Regions from separate parts of the Homo sapiens genome. Here region 1 is linked to region 2. Evidence: chromatin loops called from intact Hi-C (ENCODE). Cell type or tissue: body of pancreas. All regions are shown on one strand. Links, peaks and the distances in the headings refer to the core of each region. The heading gives the core; the rest is flanking DNA.

Region 1 (2,500 bases), core at 1-2,500, 410 kb after region 2:
ACGTAACGAAGCAAGATGGTTTTAGAGTCGTTCATCCACCATGAGAAACAAAACGGGTTGAGTGAAGAGCGGCTCCGGGAAGGACCCTGTGGAGTGGGAAGCAGCCCCGCAGTGGGAGCTCTCTGGGTGGGCATTGCGGGCAGAGGGAACAGCACAGGGAAAGGCCCTGGTGTGGAAACACGCTCGGGGTGTGTGAGGAGTCGCCGGGGGTGGTTGTGGCCAGGGAAGGGTGGGCGGGTGGACAGTGAGGGAAGTGGGGACCGGATTGTGTGGGGCCTCTCAGGCCACAGCGGGCAGTGGATTTTGTCTCAGGTGTGGCAGGGGCTGCTGGAGGGATTTGAAGTGAGCGTGTGTTGCGGAAGGGGAAGGAGGTGCTTGTTATCTGATTTGTATCTTGGAAAGCTCTGTCTGGCCGTTGTTGAGTCAAGGGCAGCAGCGGGAGGTCACAGCGCAGCTCTTGGCAGGCGACAGAGGCTGCCTGAACCGCACAGGTGGCCGTGGAGGTGGAAGGAAGGGCGCATCGGGAGTTTGTTTTGGAGGCAAAGCCAGTGGGGCGTTGAACCCGGTGTGGGGATGACGCCAGGGATGTCTCGCTGGAACTGGGATGCCCCATGACCAGGGCTGGGCTACCTGGGGCCAGGGTACAGTGTGCGGCCCAGGGTGTGGCTCTGGGAGACGTTGCAGGTTTGGGGCGCCAGCCCGGGAAGGAGCTGTGTATCCATGTCAGGGGCCCCAGCAGCTTTGGCCAGCGTCAGATCTGATCAGGGCTGGAACTGCACGGTGCCAGCCAGGTCCTGCTGAGCCAGGTCGCAGGCCCCTGTCCTGGGAGAAAGGGAGCCACCGGCCAGCAGTTCCCGCGGCTGGCACTCAGCCCGTTGGTGTGGCCAGGGCCTGTGCCGTTTCCTGGCCTCATTCCCCGTGGGGACGGTGCACCTGGCGTTAGGCCCTGCATGCCTTTCTTGCACAGCCTGGCTTGCAGCTCAGCTCCCGCAGGGACACACATGAACTTGACACCCAGCGCTACCTCTCTGGTCTCTCAGGAAGCCAGCCTATTCTGCCCCTGGCTCCCACACAGAGCGGCTCAGCCAAGCAGGTCCCTCGGGGCCCCCTGGGCCCAACTGGAGGAACAGGTTGTCTCTCCAGGCTCTCGGCCGCCCGCCCAGCCTGGCCTAGCCCCAGTTTGCCTTCCAGCATCGAACAGCTCCCCTCCTCTCTCTCCCAACTCTCTGGAACTGGGCTGGAGGAAGCACCAGAGGCTTACAGGGCTGGGTAGCCAGAGGGGCCAGGTCCAGGGCGTTTGCAGGATCTCCAGATGTGAGGCAGGCCCTGTACAGGTGCCTCCACTGGGGACTGGTTAAGAATGAGAATTCCCCTGCATCTGTGCCCCCTGCCTCCTGTGGGCTGCCCACCTCGCCAGGGCACAAGTCCAGGGGAAACAGTCTTCAAGGAGAGAATTGGGGGCAATTTGGTACATAGGCCTTCTTGCCCACCTGCTCTGCTCACAGCAGGCATCATTAATTGATCTTAGCACTCTCCTCCGCTGTCACACCCTGATGGGCCCTCAGAACCTCCTTTGTTCATCTGGAGGCGGCGTGATAGATGACACCTGCCTGCCATTCCTGTCCCAGAACCCAGAGGGCTCCGTCATTCCCAAGTTGTGTCTCTGCTCAACTTCTTGGCCGGTTATCTCTCCATAGGATTGGTCCTCAGGGAGAGGTTCAGAGCTGAGGACAGATTTCAGCAAAGGGCGAGAGGCCAGCAGGAAGATGCCATGAAGCCAGGCCTGAGCCCCGGGGCCCCGCTGAGTTTACAGGATCTCCCCAGGCCTGAAATCTAGGACCCATCATTGCTTCTCTGCCGCAGGCCATGTGGCATAGCAGTCTGGATTAAGGCCATGGTCTGCAGCCCCAGTGCCTGGGTTCGAAGCCGCTATCTGCCACTTGCTAGCTGGGGCCTTTGACCAGGTGGCTTAACCTCTCGGCTTCCATTTTCCCGTCTGTGAAATGGGGACAGTCAGTCAGTTCCTTGTAGGGTGCTGTGAGAATAAATGAGTGAACACGCTTACATTGCTGTCAGCCGTGGAGCCCTGAGAGAGCATGACCTCTCGGTAATGCCCTTTGCACACTCCGCCTGGTAAGTAGCCCTGCCTGAGCTTGGCTTCTCAGCCAGCCAGCGCACAACCGCTGCTTGCACTGGCTCAGTGGGCTTCTGATCCTGACTCGGCTAAGTATTTGCTGGTGAACTCAGATGAGCCCATTGGTGTGTCTGTACCTCAGTTTCCCCTCTGTAAAATGTGTCTGGCAGCAGTCTCTGTGTGAGCTTAACCGGAGGCTCATGGAGGCCGTGGGATGCTGAGCACAGTGCCTGTGCTGAGTACCACTCAGCAAACTGAGGCTGACGCTGTGGTTGTTACTTGGAGGGTCTGGGCTTATAACCCCCCACTGCCCGCCACAACACACACACACAGGCGCACACACATCCATGCACTCGCACACACATG
Region 2 (14,190 bases), core at 5,250-7,749:
TCTGACAGCCTGGTGGCGGGGGTGGAGTCTCTGCTGGGGATGTGGGTACAGGGCTGTGGTGGGCGGGGATGAGGGTGGGGTTTGGTGACAGGGCGTGGGTGGTCACCCAGCTTTGCCTTTCTCCACAGGGTCCTGAGGACACCGTGAGCCAGCCAGGCCTGGCCGCTGGGCCTGACCGGCCCCCCAGCCCCTACACCCCGCTTCTCCCGGACTCTCCCAGCGGACAGCCCCCCAGCCCCACAGCCTGAGCCTCCCAGCTGCCATGTGCCTGTTGCACACCTGCACACACGCCCTGGCACACATACACACATGCGTGCAGGCTTGTGCAGACACTCAGGGATGGAGCTGCTGCTGAAGGGACTTGTAGGGAGAGGCTCGTCAACAAGCACTGTTCTGGAACCTTCTCTCCACGTGGCCCACAGGCCTGACCACAGGGGCTGTGGGTCCTGCGTCCCCTTCCTCGGGTGAGCCTGGCCTGTCCCGTTCAGCCGTTGGGCCCAGGCTTCCTCCCCTCCAAGGTGAAACACTGCAGTCCCGGTGTGGTGGCTCCCCATGCAGGACGGGCCAGGCTGGGAGTGCCGCCTTCCTGTGCCAAATTCAGTGGGGACTCAGTGCCCAGGCCCTGGCCACGAGCTTTGGCCTTGGTCTACCTGCCAGGCCAGGCAAAGCGCCTTTACACAGGCCTCGGAAAACAATGGAGTGAGCACAAGATGCCCTGTGCAGCTGCCCGAGGGTCTCCGCCCACCCCGGCCGGACTTTGATCCCCCCGAAGTCTTCACAGGCACTGCATCGGGTTGTCTGGCGCCCTTTTCCTCCAGCCTAAACTGACATCATCCTATGGACTGAGCCGGCCACTCTCTGGCCGAAGTGGCCGCAGGCTGTGCCCCCGAGCTGCCCCCACCCCCTCACAGGGTCCCTCAGATTATAGGTGCCCAGGCTGAGGTGAAGAGGCCTGGGGGCCCTGCCTTCCGGGCGCTCCTGGACCCTGGGGCAAACCTGTGACCCTTTTCTACTGGAATAGAAATGAGTTTTATCATCTTTGAAAAATAATTCACTCTTGAAGTAATAAACGTTTAAAAAAATGGGATGCCTGCCTCTGTGACAGCCTTGTTTGCTGAGGTCGTGGGGGTGGGGGCCTCTGGGAAGTTCCGGGCTCCTCTTCTCTTGGTCAATAGCTCCTTTCTGGTGGCTGCCAAGAGCGTCTCTCCCAGGGCCGGGCTGCTGGCTTACCTTCCTGTTGTTTTCAAATTTCAACCTTGTGCAATGTTGAGTTTCATAGAAATACTGCATGAGTACGCCCTTGTTTAGAAGCAGCAGGGTCTGAGTCCCATCCCACAGCCCCCAGTGCAGACGCTTTTGCCACTTTTGCATGGGGCCCCCTGGATGTGTTTCTGTGCATTTATCTACAAATCCTGGTGCCCATAGGACATGCCCCGTGTTGTTCTAGGCCTTTGCTTTCTGCTCGTTACATAAATGGTGAAGAAGAGAAGCGGGTAAGAGAACAGATTGGAGCCATCTAAAAGTTCTCATCTTAAGTGTAGATCATTGCAAAGGATGGAATTTTCTCCGATTGTCATCATCGTTGATGTTTGAATATGAGACCATTTCATCAGTATTTAAGTGTGCCCGCTGGGATCTAACTAGGAGAGGAGAGGGTATTCACTGCCGAACATTTCAAAGAATATACGAACAAGCTCTTTTATGGTCAGAAATGTTAGCCCTTTTCCCCTTAAACTTGTATTTCCTTTCTTCTTCCCTCCTAAAATTTTATCTAAATGATATTTATATTTGATGCTTTTAAGCCTTTTATTAATCACTCCTATACTTGCCTGCAACATAAATATATAAGTTGAAGCAAACTTTTTTTTTTTATTTCTTGTGACCATCAAGGGTAAATTTTTTTAGGTCTGGGGCTGCCATAACAAAATACCATCAAGGCCGGGCGTGGTGGCACACGCCTGTAATCCCAGCCCTGTGGGAGGCCAAGACCGGAGGATTGCTTGATGCCAGGAGTTCAAGACTAGTCTGGGTAATATGGTGAGACCCTCATCAATACAAAAAAAATACAAAAATTAGCCAGGCGTGGTGGTGGGCGCCTGTGGTCCCAACTACTCAGGAGGCTGAGGTAGGATTGCTGGAAGCCAAGAGGTTGAGGCTGCAGTGAGCTGTGATCATGCCACTGCACTCCAGCCTGCGAGACAGAGTGAGACACTGTCTCAAAAAGAAAAAATACCATCAATAGGTGGCTTAAACCATTTATTTCTCACAGCTCTGGAGGCTGGAAGTCTGAGACCAGGGTTCCAGCAGGGTTGGGTTCTGGTGAGGCGTCTCTTCCTGGCTTCAGACGGCCGCCTTCTCTGTGTCCTCACATGGCCTTTCCTCGGTGTGAAAGGGGGAAGAGAGAGGGAGAGCGAGAGCTCTGTGGTGTCTCTTATAAGGACACTGATGCTATCAGATCAGGGCCTCATTTAATTATTTTCTTAGAGGCCCCATCTCCAGACACAGCCACACTGGAGGTTAGGGCTTCAACAGGAATTTTGGGTCAACACAAACATTTAGCCTATACCATCTGGATTGCCTTTCAAGTCTCAGGACACAATTGGTCAAAACTATATTACTATGTTTTATGTGACATATCAAAGTAGCAAAATTTTATTGGAATGCATGTCCTTTTGGTATGCATTTTATATATCTTTTTCATTTACAGATTAGAGTTGTGTGTGAGTGTGTGTACAATTCCATGAATTTTGACATGTTTATAGAGTTGAGTCATTACCCCTACAATCAAGACAAAACAATTTCATCATCCCCCAAGATTTCCTCATGTCTTCCCTTTGTTTTTGTTTGTTTTACAGTGGGCTCCCATAATTTTTTTTTTTTTTTTTTTGAGACAGAGTCTCGCTCTGTTGCCCAGGCTAGAGTGCAGTGGTTCAATCTTGACTCACTGCAGCCTTCACCTCCCAGGCTCAGGAGAGCCTCCTGACTTAGCCTTCCGAGTAGCTGGGACCACAGATGTGTGCCACCACACCTGGCTAATTTTTTTTTTGTAGAGATGGGGGTCTGGCTCTGTTGCCCAGGCTGGTCTCAAACTTTTGGCTTCAAGCATTAGTCCCACCTCAACCTACCAAAGTGCTGGGATTAGAGGCGTGAGCCACTGCACCCAGCCTGCGACCTGTGCTGCCTTCCTCCCACTTTGTAGGGAAGTCCCTCATCCCCATGCTTAGCCCTTGGCCACTAGCTATTTTTACCTTTTCCAGAATGTTCTAAATGGGATCTACAGCCTGTAACCCTCTGAGCCTGGCTTCCTTCACTCAGCACTGTCTCTAGATGCATGCCTGTTGTTGTGTGTAGCAATAGTTCCTTTCTTTTCACTGCTGAGCAGAACTCCATGGGGTGCACACACCAGTGCTTTTCAGCCGTTCACTTATTGAGGGACACGTAGAGTGGTTGCAGCCTTTGGCAATTGCATTAGTTGGTTTTCACGCCACTGATAAAGACATACCCAAGACTGGGTAACTTTTAAAGAAAAAAGGTTTCATGAACTCACAGTTCATATGGCTGGGGAGGCCTCACAATCATGGTGGAAGGCAAAGGAGAAGCAAAGTCATGTCTTACATGGGACCAGAGAAGAGAGAATGAGAGCCAAGTGAAAGGGGAAACCCCCGATCAAACCATCAGATCTTGTGAGACTTACTCACCACCAGGAGAACAGTATGGGGTTAACCGCCCGTATGATTCAATGATCTCCCACTGGCTCCCTCCCACAACATGGGAATTATGGGAACTACAATTCGAGATGAGATTTGGGCAGGGACGCAGCCAAACCACATCAGCAACTATGAACAAAGCTGCTGTGAACGTTCATGTACAGATTTGTGTGTGAAGGCGTACGTTCATTTCCCTGGGGTGTATACCTCGGAGTGGAGCTGCTGAGTCAAACTGGAGCTCTGCGTTTCACTTTTGGGGGACTGCCAGTTTCACAGTCGCTGTACCAGGCTGCATTCCCATCAGCTCTGCGTCCTCACCAGCATCTTGGTGTTTTCAGTTTTAAAAAACTTCAGCCCTTCGTAGTGGTTTCTCATTGTGGCTTTTATTTGCTTAGAAATACTTCTTGTCCTGAGATGAGTGGGACTTCCTCTCCACCCCCAATTAATTCATGTATCCGTGAATGACTGTCACGTATTGCTAGAATGAAACCAATTTTTACCATCAATTCTTTGTCCCTGCAAGTGCAGAGAAGCCTTGTTTTCATAAGGAAGTCACTGGGAGTGGAATTCTTATACTCCTTCTGGGTAGTATGCGAATGTCACACGGCGATCTGTCATTGGAAGCGATTCTCACTGATCTCCCAGCAGACAGGTCCGTTTGACCTTTCTTCAAATTTGTAGAAAGCAGCAAAGTGGAAACCACCGGCTTGCAAAAGCATTTCTTACCCAATCTTTAGATGGGTTCTCGAAACCTGTGTCCGGGAAGTTCCCTCTGATTGGGGCTGGAGGTCAGGGAGGCTTTGCCCGTTGGCTGTAGAGTGGAGGGGTGGGGGGTCTTGTGACCTGCCCGGGGAAATGGCAGGCGAGTGACAAGCTCAGGAGAGAGTCCAGGCCCCGAGGATGGTTCCCTTCAAACTCCCCATGTCTGATCCTCTGGGAAGCTGAGGCCAGCTTTGGTTATTTGATAGCCACGGTGAGGATTTTGACTTAATCTGTGTATGCAACACATCACAGACAGTTTTAACTCTTGCATTCAAGTCTACCTGCTCATAAAACAGAAAAAAAGACAGGCCCCAGAAGGCATTCGGTTTTTTTTTTTTTTTTTTTTTTTTTTTGGAGACAGGGTCTCACTTTGTCACCTAGGCTGGCACAATCACTGCTCACTGCAGCCTCAACCTCCCAGGCTCAGGCGATCCTCTCACCTCAGCCAGCCTCCCAAGTAGGTGGGATTATAGGCCTGTGCCACTACACCCGGCTAATTTTTTGTATATTTTTGTAAAGATGGGGTTTCGCCGTGTCGCCCAGGCTGATCTCCAACTCCCAGGCTCAAGCGATCCGCCCGCCTCGGCCTCCCAAAGTGCTGGGATAACAGGCATGAGCCACTGCCCTGGCCCTTAAGTCATTCTTGTGTTTGTGTGTGTGTGGGGTGTGTGTGTGTGTGTGTGTGTGTGTGTGTGTGTGTGTGTTCCCGAGGGACTTAGCCTCCCGTGTGTCTCATTGGGTGAACATCTTGCTTCTGAGTGAGGTTTGATTTTTTTGTAGGGTGTGCGTTTGGACACATCCTTGGTCTTAAGCCCAGCCAACGACCTTAGCCAGGGCTCAGGGAGGGAAGCACCGCCTGCCCCACAGCTGGAGGGCTGGGGTTCGGGACACCCGGTCGAGCTTCAGTGTCTCTGATTCTGAGCATCTTTGACTCTGCGAGACTTTCTTCTCATGCCTTCACTTCAGGCGCCAGCCCCTGCCAACGATGGGACTCCACTACTTACCATGTTGATTTAATTTGGCTTACTTTTTTTCTTAAAGAATTTTATTTTAAAAGGAAGGCAGTCATATCTGTGAAATTATGGGTCCTTTGGGCAAGTAATAGTTTTCCAGTCGCCATTAAAATAAATACCTAACTATTAAGGACGTTCCTCCCAGTACCTCGAAGCAGCCTGCTACCTGCAATCTCTGCACCATCCCATGATTGTGTCCCATGCACCCTTCTTCCTGCTCGGCCTGCATCGCCCCTGCGTGGCCTTTTCCCCCCTCTCTGCCTCTCTCAGTCTTCGCCATCATCAAAGGCGCAATTCCAGCCATGCCCTCTCCTCCAGGAAGCACCCCTCCCCCATCACTCCTGCTTGCTGTTCTTCCCTGTCTCAGGACTCCTGGGGCACTTTGTATCTCAGTTGATACTAGAATGTTCTAGAATACCAGAAGTCCTGACACCAGTTGCTGTAACCCCAAACTCCAAGGACCTGCAGCATAAACCCCGGTACATGCCCTTGTGCTGGAAACGAATATTTTTGGCCGGGGCGGTTACTCACATTCCTTAGTACTCCTTGGCTCACGCGGACACCCATTCTTTCAACACATACTTATCCAGTGCTCACTACGCGCTAGGCACAGGGGGTGCAATTGTGGACCAGACAGAGGCGGCCCTTCCTCTCAAACAACTTTACAGTTCTGCCACTTACTAGCTGTGGGACCCTGGACAAGTCACACAGCCTCTCTGGAGACCTACTGTTCTCTCCTTTAAAGCAGGTGACTCAGATCTGCTTTGCAGGGACGTCTCCTGCTTTGCAGCGATGTCACCCAGGAGAGATGGGTGAAGTGGATAGTGAATGGAGTGGGCCAGGGCGGTGGTCCTCGGCTGAAAACAATGCCTCTCGGGGTCAGCGTGGGGCTCAAGAGGTGGCGGCCCCGTGGGTGGGTCCAGGGCCAGGGACCCTGTGTCCGAGCCCCTGCCCTGGAGCCATCCTGTCTCACCTGAAGGCTCTGCCAGTCTGGTCCACTGGCCTCCCGGCTCCCACGCGTGTCCCGAGCCGTCCATTCTCCAGGTAGCGGCCCTGAAATGTTAATCTGTCACAAGGGTCATCTTTGCTTGAATTGTGGGTGACTTTTCCCCATCCTGGGGGTAAAGTCCCCCCGACTTGTCTCTCCATCCGCGATCCCCTGCAATCTGGCTGCAGCACGCGAGACTTCAGGACGATTCCGAGCTCGGCCACTGGGGGGCGAGCTGTGCACACAGGTGGTCCAGAGGCTGCTGCCTGGGAGGGGCTGCGGATCACCCGGTTCCTGGAGCGGAGTGGATTGATTTTAAACTGGGGAAGCTGTGGTCCACAGCCTGGCTTCGGAAACCCGTGACCCCTAGAAATTGTATTTTACGTGTGTGTCTGGGCGTTTTATTCTGGGAAGCATTTCCTCAAGTCTTCAGATTTTCAAAGGGGTCTTAACCCTTTCTCTCTGGGGCCTTGGGAACAAGAGTGACAACCCTATAACAGGGCGACCAGGGTCACACGATGTCTGCTCCTCCTTAGCGTGCTACTCCCAGTACCTGCGTGCTACTCCCAGTACCTGCGTGCTACTCCCAGTACCTGCGTGCTACTCCCTGCTCTGCTCAAGTTGCTGGGTGGCCTTGGAGCAATTCATAACCTCTCTGAGACTGCCGTGAGGTGGGAGTGAAGATTGCTGTGTACGAATCTTTGAGAACCCCTGTAAGGGTGGAATCGAAATGGACGTGTGAGGGCTGGGCGCGGGGGCTCACGCCTATAATCCCAGCACTGTGGGAGGCCAGGGGTTCGAGACCAGCCTGGGCAGTATGGTGAAACACCGTCTCTACTGAAAATACAAAAATTAGCTGGGTGTAGTGGCGGGCACCTGTAATCCCAGCTAGACGGGAGGATGAGGCACGAGAATCGTTTGAACCCAGGAGGTGGAGGTTGTAGTGAGCCGAGATCATCCCACTGCACTCCAGCCTGGGTGACAGAGTGAGACTCCATCTCAAAGAAAAGAAAAGAAAAGAAAAGAAAAGAAAAGAAAAGAAAAGAAAAGAAATGGATGTGTGAGCATTCTGTACACAGCCTGGGACGATTATGAAAGCTCTCAAATGCTGAGCCTCCAGCAAACATTTATCACACACCTACTGTGTGCAGAGCACTTGCTGGGCTCTGAGAGGGAGTCAAGCTCTGAGAAGTCTGTGTCGATTTGTTCATTCCTTCATTCAGCAAATGCTGTTTGGGTGCTCACTGTGTGTCACACACCCTCATATTTATTGCGAATCGGCTTGGGTTAGGTTCCCCAGAAGCAGACACTGAGACCAAGATTCCTGGCCAGGGAGTGTCCCAGGAGGGCAAAGGGGACTCTAGCAGCCCAGGGTCACGGACAGCTCTCAAAGGCAGACCAACAGGTCTTGGGTTTTGGATACAAAAATGCTCCAAAATCAGGGGTGTGCAAATACAGTAAAAAGAGGATTCATTTGGATCTGCTTAGAACACCAAGGGTATCCGCTTCAGAAATACAGAGGTGACCGGGTGCAGTGGCTCACCCTTGGGAGGCCGAGGTGGGCGGATTGCTTGAGGTCAGGAGTTTGAGACCAGCCTGGGCAACATAGTGAAACCCCATCTCTACTAAAAATACAAAAATTAGCCAGGTGTGGTGGCACACGCCTGTAATCCCAGCTGTGGGAGGCTGAGCCACAAGAATCGGTTGAACCTGGAAGCAGAGGTTGCAGTGAGCCGAGATCTCACCACTGCACTCTAGCCTGGGCGACAGAGTGAGACTCCATCTCAAAAAAAAAAAAAAAAAAAAGAAGAGAAAAGAAAAGAAAAACAACAACAACAAAGCTGGACGAAGCTAGAAAGCTCCCTGCCCTCACAAACTTGCCTTCTAGTGGGAGAGACAGCTGGCGAGTAAATGCATGAGTAAGGTCACGTATGAGTAAGGTCACTCATAAGTAAGGTCACACATGAGTAAGGTCACTCTGGGAAGCAACGATGCCAGGATAGAAAGAAGAGCAGGGGGTGCACCGGAGAAGAGGTGCTGGGCAGGGGGGCTGCTTAGATGAGAGCACATTTCCGGAAGTTTCCTCTGAGAAGTGCCAACTCCTGAAGGCTTCATGGGAATCTGGAGAAGAGCACTCCAGGAACCGGGAAGTACATGTGCAAAGGGCCTGGGGTAGCAACACGCAGAACAGAAACGGTGCGCTGTGGCTGGAGCCCAGAGAGTGGGACTGAGTGGGAGAAACGCAAACTGCTTTTCCTCCTCTGTTCACCCCACAACAATCAACACAGAAGACTTCTGTGACCAAATATGGGGGGCTCCCCCCACAGCAGATCAAATGAACACCTAATTCTGCAGCGGATGCCAGCTGGGGGCCCTCTGATTCAACTCAATTCTGCCGCTGTCTACCTGGAGGCAGTGTCAGACCCCACAGGTCGAGGGTTCAGACCCCAGGGCGGCCCCTTACTCCCGATGCCCCTCTCAAGCCCTGGGATGTGTCACCTGTGCTTCTCACAGACCAGCTGTGAATTGGGGTTCCCACGACCCTGTCTTTGGGTTCAATTAATTTGTTAGAACGGCTCACAGGGCTCAGGGAAGCACTGAGCTTATTTATTATAAAGGATGTTAGAAGGATACAGATGAAGAGATGCTAGGGAGAGGCATGGGGGAGGGGCACGGGGAAAGGGCATGGGGAAGGGGCATGGAGCTGCCATGCTCTCCAGGACACCACCCTCCAGGAGCCTTCCCATGCTCAAAAACTCTGTCCTCTTGAGTTTTTATGGAGGCTTCATTAGGTGGGCGTAATTTTTAAAATTATATCATTTTAAATTTTTAAATGTTTAATTTTTGTAGGTTCATAGTAAGTGTATACAGTTGTGGGGTGCATGAGATGTGTTGACACAGGCATGCAATGTGACGTAATCACATCATGGGAAGGGCGTATCCACCCCTTCAAGCATTTAGCCTTTGTGTTACAAACAATCCAGTTACACTCCTTCAGTTATTTAAAAATATACAATCAAGTTATTCTTGACTATAGTCACCCTGTTGTGGGATCAAATAGTAGGTCTTATTCATTCTTTCTCTATATGTATATGGTTTTTGTATACATGGGCATGATTGATTAAACCACAGGCCATTGGTGATCAGTTTGACCTTCAGCCTCTCTCCCCTCACTGCTGGAGGTTGGGGACTGGGCTGAAAGTCCCAGTCCTGTAGCGCTGACTTGGTTTTTCCTGAGACCAGTCCCCATCCTGAAGCTGCCTAGGGGCTGCTGGCCACCAGTGAGTCATTGGCAAACTAAACACTTTGGAGATTCCAAGGATTTTAAGGCAGAAGACCAAATAAATATTTTACACGATCACAGTGGGAGGGGGTTGGAGGGAGATGGAGGTGGAGAGCTGGGGGGCCTCGCAGTTAGGATTTTAAGTACAGTGGGAAACCACTGGAGATTTTTCCATCAGGGAGGGCTGCGTTTGCTGTTTCTGCTGTGGGAGAGGCTGCGGGGGCAGGCGTGGATGCTGGAGGTCTGGCTGGAGGCAGTGGCCCTCCTCCTGGTGACAGATGGTGGTGGTGGTGGTGGTGGTGGCCTGGGCCAGGGCGGAGCAGTGGATGAAGAAGGGACAGATGCGGGGTGTATTTTTAGGGGCTGGAGCTCATAGAACATGGTGCTAAACTGGATGTGGGAAGGGAGGGGTGAGGACGCGTCCAGTGAGACTCTCAAGTGTCTGAGCCTGACGGCCAGGGGGAGGGAGGGGCTGCTTTTTGTTTGTTAGTTTTCATTTGTTTTTGTTTGCTTGTTTGTTGTTTGTTTTCTTTTTTGAGACAGAGTCTCGCTCTGTCGCCCAGGCTGGAGTGCAGTGGTGCAATCTCTACTTACTGCAACTTCCACCTCCTGGGTTCAAGCGATTCTCCTGTCTCAGCCTCACAAGTAGCTGGGATCACAGGCGCCCGCCATCATGCATGGCTGATTTTTGTATTTTTAGTAGAGACGGGATTTCACCATGTTGGCCAGGCTGGTCTCGAACTCCTGACCTTGTGATCTGCCTGCCTCGGCCTCTCAAAGTGTTGGGATTACAGGCATGAGCCACCGCGCCAGGCCATTTTCATTTGTTTTTGAGACAGGGTCTCTGTCACCCAGGCTTGAGTGCAGTCGTGCGATCATAGCTCACTGCAGCCTCGACCTCCTGGGCTCAAGTAATCCTCCTGCCTCAGCCTCCCGAGTAGCTGGGTCTACAGGCACATGCCAGGACACCTGGCTAATTTTTAAATTATTATTATTATTATTATTATTATTATTATTATTATTTTAGAAAGAGAGTCACACTATGTTGCCCAGGGTGGTCTCGAACTCCTGGCCTCAAGCGATCGGCCCACCTCTGCCTCCCAAAGTGCTGAGATTACAAGTGTGAGCCAGAGGGAGGTGCCACTAACTGAGGAGGGAGGCAGGAAGGTGGGGCTGGGAGCAAGTAGGGCCCCGATCCCCCAGTGCAGACCCGGGCTTAGCTCAGCATGGATTGAATGGCTGTGAACTCCCTGTGGGGGCTGCAGAGGGAGGAGTCAGGACACTGAGGTTGTTGTGTCACCCACACCGGATTCATCCCCTATCCCGGTCCACCCACCCCCAGGGCATCTGGAATGTGAGAGGCCAGAGAGAGAAAGCACCACCAGGAATCCCAACGTAGCAACAGCACAAATAACAGCAGCCCCTTTTGATGCTCAGGGGAGCACATGTTTCATGGAGCTATCCAGTGACCTGTACAGCAGGGAGACTTGAGGGGACCATTTCACAGATGGGAAGACGGAGGCTGAGGGGTGAGGCTATATTTGCAAGGTGGATCTTTTTTGTGTGTGTGAGCAATTGGTCGCGCTGTCTCCCTCTTTAGACTTTACGCTGCTGAAGGCAGGCACCGAGTTCTGTGGGGTTCGTGGTCCATGGGCATGCATGCAAATCAGTCTTTGCTGAGTTAATGAATAAATGATCTGGGGTGTAGCGAGGCTGGGGATGTGGTTGCGGGAGGGGAGTTCTGCAGACCTGCCCAGGGCCTGCCAGAGGCTGCACGTGCGGATTGTGGCCGCCAGGGGGCGCTGTGGGTCCAGCCTTCAGGGCGGCCCCAGATTCAGGGAGGCCCCAGCAGCCCGGGTCTCTCTGGCGGTCCCAGGGGCTGGGAAACGTCTGTTGTTTGAGGCTCTGGACATAGCAAAGATAAAAAATGAAAAACTGATGAACTAAGGCTGCAAGAACTATGTTCTCTTGTATGTTTACATGTAAAAATTTAACAGCTTCCATACATGAAATAGTCATGCAATATATTTTTGTGAAGTTACAAGGCTTGCAAAATTCTTAATGAACCATGTCCAGAGAGGGCAGGATTTAGAAAGGGGAAATTATCACAGTTCTTTTAATCTTGGTGGTGTGGGGCTCTAGGACAGTACATTCAAGATCTTCTCCAAAATCTGATTTGTGGTGTTTTTGTGAACTCAGAGTCCAGGCCAAATGGCTGGCTGTGGTCTCCCAGGGATGGGCAATCCTGATCCAAACCTCAGATGCCCAGAAGATATAAAATCTCAACACTGGGCCAGGCGCGGTGGCTCACACCCCTAATCCCGGCACTTTGGGAGGCCGGGGTGGGCAGATCACCTGAGGCCAGGGGTTCAAGACCAGCCTGGCCAACATGGTGAAACCTTGTCTCTACTAAAAATACAAAAATTAGCTGGGCATGGTGGTGAGCACCTGTAATCCCAGATACTGGGTAGGCTGAGGCAGGAGAATCACTGGAACCCGGGAGGTGGAGGTTGCAGTGAGCTGAGATTGTGCCACTGCACTCCAGCCTGTGCGACAGAGTGAGACTCTGTCTCAAAAAAAAGAAAAGAAAAGAAAAAAAAAGAAAATCTCAATGCCGGCCACTCCCAGCCCAGTCAGGCAAGCTCAGCTCTGGCATCCTGGCTTGCTCTCCTGGAACAGACTGTTGCTAGCATTCATTGAATCTTTCTGAGTGCCGTGCACTATTTTAAACCCTTGGCATATGCTCACTTAGTTTTCATCATAACCCAGGCGAGTGCTGTTATCATCATCATCTTCATTTTACAGATGAGGAAACTGAGGCACAGAGAGGCGAGGTCATTGTCCAAGGTCTTATGGCTGGAAAGGATCGGAGTCTGGATATGAATATTGGCCACTGGTTGGGGGGCATACATGCTTATCAGCTACTCTGCATACCTCCTCATTGACTGGGAACCAGAGCTTGCTGTGGGTGCTGGCTGAGGCATCCCACTTTATCTTATCCCTTATCCCAAGTGAAACTCAACTTGGGAACCCAGCTTCAAGAAACATAATTTCCAGGCAAAGGCAATGAATGCACACAGGTCCTGGCTCTAGAGCTTCTGAGGAGCCTGGGAGAGGAAAGGAGGTTGCAAGGCTCATTTCCCCCAAATCCAGTCCCAGCTCCATCTAGAAAGAGGCCCCCCGCATACCAAGCATGTGTCCAATCACTCCAGAAAAGCCCCTGGCAGGGGAGCATCCAGGCTCATTCCAGAGAGGTCAAGAATGGGAGGGGAAGAAGAGGAGTAAGAATAAACATGTCTAAAAATAGTGCTTGGATCTCCGAAACCCACAACAAAACAGGAAAGAGAGGGCAGGAGAACTGGGAGGGAGAAGCCTGGAGGTTTGGCTGAGGGAAGAATAAGGTGCACTGCCCTGGTGGGGGCTGTTTCTCTGACTTTCCTCTCTGAAGTCTTGGGAGCTAGGCTGGATGGAGGGTCTGAGCATAAAGGCCAAATATCTCTGGAGTCATGAGTGTTTCCAGATTTCACAACACGTTTGCCATGAAGCCTTAGCCCTAGCAAACTTCATAGCATTTAGAAGTCCTCGACTGAGGCAGAGGGAGGCTTTTAAGAGGGAGCTTTTTTTTTTCTTCCCCCTTTCAGGAACAGATGTTTGAGCAACATTGGCCATGATGCACATGTTTCTGCAAACCAGATCTCACTTACCTCCTCAGCTTCCATTGCAAAATGGGACTTCCACTCCCCTGGGAAAACATCTCTGCAGATGGACTGGAACAACTTGGCATGGAAGGTATTAAGCCTGAGGCTTGTGGTTGGGCCTGCAGTGGTTTCTCAGAACTGTGCAACACCCTTCTGGTCTCTGGGATTTTCCCTCTGCTTCTATGACCAGCCTCATCTGTTCTTTTCTGGGCCACAGGAATTTCTTCCATTTCAGGGAACAGGGACTCTGAGATTAAACACTGGCATCTCTGGTCATGCACTGTGGTGTGCTTGGCCCTGTGGTCTCTCTGTCTGTGGCAGTAACAGCTGTTTGAGGGAAGGACATAGTTTCCTTCATGATGTCAGCCTTGGAGATTAGGCAGATGGCAGGGTTTGGAAGCTAGAGCTGTGTGCTGAAGAAGATTGGATTCACTGTGTCCCTCAGGCAAGTCACTTTGACCCCTCTGTGCCTGTGTCCACTTCTGTCCAACAGGAATTCTAATTCCTGCCCCATCAATTTCAGATTCTCATGAGGATCATTAAGAAAAACATTTTATGCACTTTCAGTTGAAAATAGTTTGGGAAGATTTTCAAATGTGTCATAAAGCACTCTTGGAACAAACCCTAACATCCACGACCCAGTTTAGCTAAGTATTTACAAGGTCTAGTGGAGCTGAGCTGTAATACCACACATCACCAGCAGGTGCCACTGTCAAACACATCATGAGCGTTCTTGCAC

The links. Peaks named below come from ENCODE experiments on the same cell type or tissue, not always from the same donor. Only the 100,000 strongest peaks of a DNase experiment are listed, where the experiment ranks them.
Region 1: it touches region 2 in a loop (2.7-fold over the local background); 55 of 110 quality-filtered maps call a loop at or near these places.

The regions. Positions count from the first base shown.
Region 1 is chr12:124,358,393-124,360,892 of GRCh38, reverse strand. The region is part of intron 24 of NCOR2 (nuclear receptor corepressor 2); the gene reads left to right. Among named protein-coding and RNA genes, the nearest start is that of MIR6880, 22 kb to the right of the region's middle. In body of pancreas, for the core only: a CTCF peak has its summit at 990; a DNase peak (open chromatin) is centred at 922; H3K27ac peaks cover 2,126 bases.
Region 2 is chr12:124,764,525-124,778,714 of GRCh38, reverse strand. SCARB1 (scavenger receptor class B member 1) reads left to right here. Exons shown (of 13, transcript NM_005505.5): 13 at 129-1,859. Among named protein-coding and RNA genes, the nearest start is that of SCARB1, 92 kb to the left of the region's middle. RefSeq lists enhancers at 4,008-4,167, 4,228-4,277, 4,288-4,447, 6,569-6,638 and a silencer at 4,358-4,652. In body of pancreas, for the core only: a CTCF peak has its summit at 6,700 (motif pointing right); a DNase peak (open chromatin) is centred at 6,714.